Linked DNA regions of Homo sapiens: region 1 is linked to region 2. A link is a contact called in ENCODE Hi-C or POLR2A ChIA-PET data. All regions are on one chromosome and are shown on one strand. Each heading gives the region's core, a stretch centred on a gene start or an enhancer-like site at or near the end of the contact. The rest is flanking DNA. Distances are from core to core; before and after follow the strand shown. Region 1 overlaps RORA (RAR related orphan receptor A). Region 2 overlaps RORA (RAR related orphan receptor A).

What was found. A loop is a pair of places that touch in the nucleus more often than their neighbours do. ChIA-PET counts read pairs that join two places held with the same protein, here RNA polymerase II (POLR2A). Pooled maps may share reads with other maps.
Region 1: a map of heart left ventricle shows a loop between it and region 2 (2.0-fold over the local background). The contact joins two enhancer-like sites. A Hi-C loop is called at or near these places in 14 of 168 maps with a recorded cell type or tissue (CD4-positive, alpha-beta memory T cell, CD8-positive, alpha-beta T cell, Caco-2 and 10 more), 28 of 37 single-sample maps with no recorded cell type and 19 of 50 pooled maps. POLR2A ChIA-PET finds 5 or more read pairs at or near these places in 16 of 52 experiments (CD4-positive, alpha-beta T cell, CD4-positive, alpha-beta memory T cell, CD8-positive, alpha-beta memory T cell and 11 more).

What each region holds. Positions count from the first base shown.
Region 1 is chr15:60,648,119-60,650,852 of GRCh38, forward strand. All of the region lies in intron 2 of RORA (RAR related orphan receptor A), which reads right to left. It overlaps LOC105370846 (a long non-coding RNA gene), which reads left to right. Exons shown (of 5, transcript XR_007064663.1): 5 at 1-2,734. Among named protein-coding and RNA genes, the nearest start is that of RORA-AS2, 32 kb to the right of the region's middle. RefSeq lists an enhancer at 2,023-2,524. Within about 2 kb of position 1,338, at least 4 of the 41 ENCODE cell types and tissues checked have a DNase peak (open chromatin) inside an H3K27ac peak, as active enhancers do.
Region 2 is chr15:60,604,795-60,607,494 of GRCh38, forward strand. All of the region lies in intron 2 of RORA (RAR related orphan receptor A), which reads right to left. The region is part of intron 5 of RORA-AS1 (RORA antisense RNA 1); the gene reads left to right. Among named protein-coding and RNA genes, the nearest start is that of RORA-AS2, 75 kb to the right of the region's middle. Within about 2 kb of position 1,402, at least 4 of the 41 ENCODE cell types and tissues checked have a DNase peak (open chromatin) inside an H3K27ac peak, as active enhancers do.

The DNA.
Region 1 (2,734 bases), core at 88-2,587, 43 kb after region 2:
GCATGACGGTGTCTCATTCTGTTTGCAAGTGAGCACGTAGGTGCCTTCCAAATATGATCCTGAAGAAGGTGCAGATAAATGAAAAATTGGATATACAATAAACCACATACCTCTTTATGTTTATATATGAACATATTAAAGAAGGTTGGCTTTAGTAGAGTATGATGCATATTCTAATTATATCAATATTGGATGCATTGTTAGTACCATTTCTCAACTTCATTTAAAAATCACTTTCAGAAAATACAAAAAATAATTCTGAAGATTTTAACCTTAGGTGCCCGTAGATCATTTTCTTAGGAAACTGCAGCTTTTAGAAATGCTGGACATACTTTATCCAAAGCGTTATAACTGGTCTTCCACAAGCCTAGGATAAAGTTTTCCACAGAAACACTACTACAGAAAAATGCCACATGCCATGGATTAAACACTGAAACCAGCTAATCACAACACATGAGAGCAAATGTAGCATGTTCAGAGAAGTACAAATATGTTGAAACATGTCTGTCATGAAATCTGATCTTAACAATCCTCTGAAGACTAGCCTTTTTGCAAAGAGAACTTATGACTAATATACCTCACGGAGGGGGTCTCAGTTTCTAATAGAGTTAATTTTATCTGCTTTGATGATGGAAACGAAAGACACCCTGGAAACATCCTCTTAATTCTAAGCACCATCCACTCTTTTTGAGGGGGGAGAGGGAAGCTTTCAGTAATTCCCAGTGTGTCTTATACTGAATATATAGAAGATGGTAAAGCAGGGCCAGGTAATTCCAACACTTAAACTGCTACTTAACCATCCACATATTAAAGGAGTTTACATGGATTGTCAGCTATGAAAGAGGTTTCTCAATCTATATCCCACTCCACAGTCAACTCTCCTCACAGGTGCTCTTGGCTGTGGGGCACTCATAATCTCAGAAGCCGATAAGGCTGCCAAGTTCAAGTTGCCGTGACTCTGAACACAGTATAATATTCCCATTCCAAGCCATAGCCCGTCACTTTTGTGGCTGTTCAGATGAGGGCCCTTCTTGGTACCACTCTGACTCACATACACTGGCTGAAGTCATGTAGCAGGTGAAGGACTTAAGTGTCACTAAGTTGGTTTCCAGTTGCTTCCAGGAAAAAAAAAAAAAATCCCCGGCATATAAGATTCTTGCTCCTGACACCTGGCACTTTCTCCTTGTGTTCATGGCTGCAGACAGAAGATCTGGCCATTACTGTTTTGGCTTCAAGTGCTGCCTCCCACACACATATTGAGGGGCTCTGCAACAAACAGAAACCTAGGGACACTGACATTTTGGAGGCAGGGTGTAGAAAAAAACACTGTATGTGTATCTGAAAACTCTGCCATGCATGTCAGCCCTGACACGCCACTTCCTAGCTCTTCTAACGTCAGAACATTCTGTGTTAGGAGTTGCTAATCAGTCCAATATCATATGTAGTTTAACGGTGTTGAAACACATTTGCCAGAAAGGAGGCCAAAAGGAAGGGCCCCTCTACTGCTATCTTCTGCAAAAGATCTGATCACTTGTGACTGCAGCCCCTCACTTTGCCCCCAGGTGTTTTCTCCCTGTGTTGTTCTTGGGCGTGTTTAATTTGGATTGAGCATCCATGGAGCTGTGTAAACATTGAGGTCCCATGAATATTGCAATATTAAACAGCAGTGGTAATTACCAATAGACCCCTCAAAAAGCAATCGAATAGCAAACTCACCTTAACTTGGCCTTTGTATCTCTGGCAACGGAAAGCTCAAAATGCAGTTCTGTCATTTTTGCACAGTCATTTACCTTGACACCCTCCCTCTGCCGTGGAATCAAATCTCCATGTATAAAAATAAACCTAGAAACTTTCTGTTCACACGTTTTGAGGTATGTGCACCAAATGACACACTTTGGGAGGTAAGCACGAGTCATGGTAACTGACCACATCCTTTATCTTTTCATCCTAAGACTTAGCAGAACTTTATCTTTACAATAAAATGGCCTTTAGAAGTGGGTATCACCAACTTCAGAATGTGAACATCGTTACTGAGAAAAAGCATTTTCCTTTTAAACAGAAACCAACAGCCATGCATTAAAAGGCCTGAGGAAAAAAAAAAAAGTGGAGCTACCACAAAACAAACAAATATTCAGCTTGGTTTCAGGAAGCTTAGAGAGGATCAAACAAGGCTTTCTCTATTGAAGTTGTTCGAGAACATTTATGGTTATTTCAGCTTCAGTTTCTATTTACGCTGCTGGCTTTTATGCCTCGACCTCAGGAGGGCATTCCAACTTCAGGTTAACTCACAAGTAGCTTCAGAAAAGTTGGCCTGAAAATCCCACCCCCAGAGTGGGGGAGGGGAAAGCACGATGGTTCACATTGGTTTCCAAACACCTTTCAAACCACTGCTTTGGCCTTGAGTCGAGGATATCTCAAAAATTGGGGAGAGAAATTCCACGGAGAGAGGGTGAGAAAGGTTTCTCATGGTGTGAACATTCATATAGGGAGACTGTCTCTTCCTGCGGGATGAAACCAGGAGAAGAGAGCACCAATTTGCGGAGCCCTCGTGAAGGTTTCCACTCAGGAGTTTGCAATTTTCTGTTGGTCCCTAGGGAGGAAGATTTAGTACATGGTTGAATTTCCAAGCAAATTAACTTCCAGAATAAAGGAGGAACTATGCCAACCCTTTGCAAACAATATTTTTGTTTTATAAATCTATTTAGTTTTCAATTCTTCGTGCCATTTATCCTCA
Region 2 (2,700 bases), core at 152-2,651:
GAGCTTCAATTTCCTCTCCTGTACAACTGAAAAACTAACACCTATCTTTAGAGATGTTTTTAAGATCTTAAAAGTCAGGCAATAAACATGAAACCCATTAGTATCTGGCACACTGTTGATACCCAATAATCACTGGATTGGAGTGGTTTATGACCTACCACTAGACATTTATAACTGTATGAGCAATATAAAATATACTAACAAACAGTGTGAACAGGGAGTTTATTTGGACATACAGATAGTGCTAACTCTCCATGTATTTGGCATTATATACTCAGAGCTCCCAAATAATTAAGATAATTTTTCACTTTAGAAGTGGATCTTTTGTTATTCTGTCAACCTAGCTATGTTCTTCAGAGTCAAAGGTTCTACACACGATATACTATGTACATGTCACCATGAAAACTGATAATTTGTCTACTCCATTTCAAAAAAAAAAATTCCTGAATGTTTAAAAGCAATTCTTCGTAATGTAGTTAGAGTTTGTACTCTCTGGAAACAAGATTTTTTTTTCTTTCAAACACTCCTAGACAAACAAGGACATTTAGTTAAGAAGCTTATTATGATTCTGTCTGAAATGCTTTCTTACCAAAACCTATTGTATCCCTTAGGATTTCAAGGCAATAAAAACCAATAATTTTAATAAAATTATGTCAATCTTCCCGCATACAACTAAGGCTAACAACATAATCTAAATGTTAAACTATAGTGGAAAAGAAACTACGTAAACAATGCATAAGGTTACTTCACTCAAAATTTATACAGATGGTTTTCTTACAAAATTACGATGATCAGATATGATTAATGATACGATTTAAGATTATTGGTCTTTAATAGAGGCAAAACATGATGACTCACTGACAAAGCAAGCTAATAGCAGGGAGGGAGAGAAGGTAAGTTTGTATATTTGATTACAAAGCAAAACAGATAAGTAAAACCACAGAGTAAATAATGATTATATTATATGAAACTTTCATTGTTTCCTAACTTACATTTATATTAACTTTTCTGGAGATGACGTTTTTTAAACATATAAATCGTCATTAGGAACCTGACAACAGTTCTAAATCAAACCTAGGGTTTAAAACATCATTTGCCGACAGACATCCTCCAAGTGTTTTCCGCAGAGGCACATCACTTCTGATTATTCCCAGGCTATTTTAAATGATCTTGGACAGGGCTACTGAATGACTTGTCAGCGAACAGGAAAACATTATGACACCACTTCTCCAGATTTCTTCCCAGAACACGAAATATTTGGGATCGTTCTAATTGAATCAAGGCTAGCTTGAAAAAACAAGTTAAGCTTCACTTTAAAGCTTTCAGTTTTAACTGGAGGAATGCTTCTAACATATGGCAGCTGGGCTCTGACTCACAGCAACCTTCAAATTCTGGCCAAAATGTCTGTTTCCTGAGATTGTGTCTGATATGCCTGTGTATCCCTGGTGGGGCCCAGCAAGCATTCAGTAAATGCTATTGTTGGAACGAATGAATGAATTAAAGGGCTCCTAATTAGGAGCTACAAATTCTTCCAGCAACAAAATAATCCCATAGGAAAGCTGCAATGTACTTGGAATTGGTATCTACGAAGAGTTCTATTTTCAGCTCCTTTACAAATTATTTTTATCATTTATGCTCAACTTGGTCTTTCTTGTTGTTGTTTTTTTTAAACCAAGATGTGAAAAGCACAGAAGCATTTTCTAGAACATGAAAGACCAGTATACTTTGTAGAAAGTTTCATTTGTATGTAGCTTGTGTGTGATAATTATTTTTAAATCTCAGTTAATCATCATATATTTTCTCGGAGCAGACTTTGGGTGAGGCACTACGTGAAATGTTTGAAAAAGATAGTTAAAAGGAAAAAGTCCTATTCTTGACTATGCACCAAAAATTGTAACTAACACTAGTAGAAGGTAAGCAGTTTCCAGTAAGGCAAGTGGTTATCTAAAGAAATACTAAATTAGAACTGCTATCTCAGAAGTATAAACAATTGCTATAATACTTTTCAATCAGACATCTCTCACATGAAAGCCTTGTGAAATAAATGGAAGACAGAAGCCGAAAAAACAGAAAAGAAAAAAGAAAAGAAAGAAACAAAGATCAGCAGAGATACCACTAAAACTCCAAGAACCAAAAGTTTGTATATGTGCTTTAAAAAGCATCCCTTTGATATTTACTCCGAGGCTTTTTTCTCTTATGTAAGACATAATTCTGACAACCTTGATGTCTGAACTTCCAGTATACCGGAGATATTTTGGAAGCACAACAGAGACTTGTGCTCATAGGCGCAAAGAGAGACAATAAATATTGAAGGAAGAGATTTAAAAAATGATAAAAAGTTAGACCTAAGAACTCAAAAAGTATGGCAGCATGGAGCCATTTAGCATAGGGGCAAAGAGCCAACCACACCTGCCGAGTTTCTGAGTGCATCCTGTATTACAGCATACTGTACACACCATAATAATTAATGGTTATAATGACTTTGAATCACTAAGGACGTATTAACCCATGAACTCTAAGAAGACAGGGACTTACATAATATATTTTGAAAGCTCCCCTTCCCCCTATAAAGTGATTTAGTTTAGGCACTTATAGAAATACGCTGCAGAAAATTAATTTTTTATGATGTACCTCATTTTCTGATACTGCCTTGAATGTGACATGGTATACATACCTAAAATAATAACCCTAACTATTTAA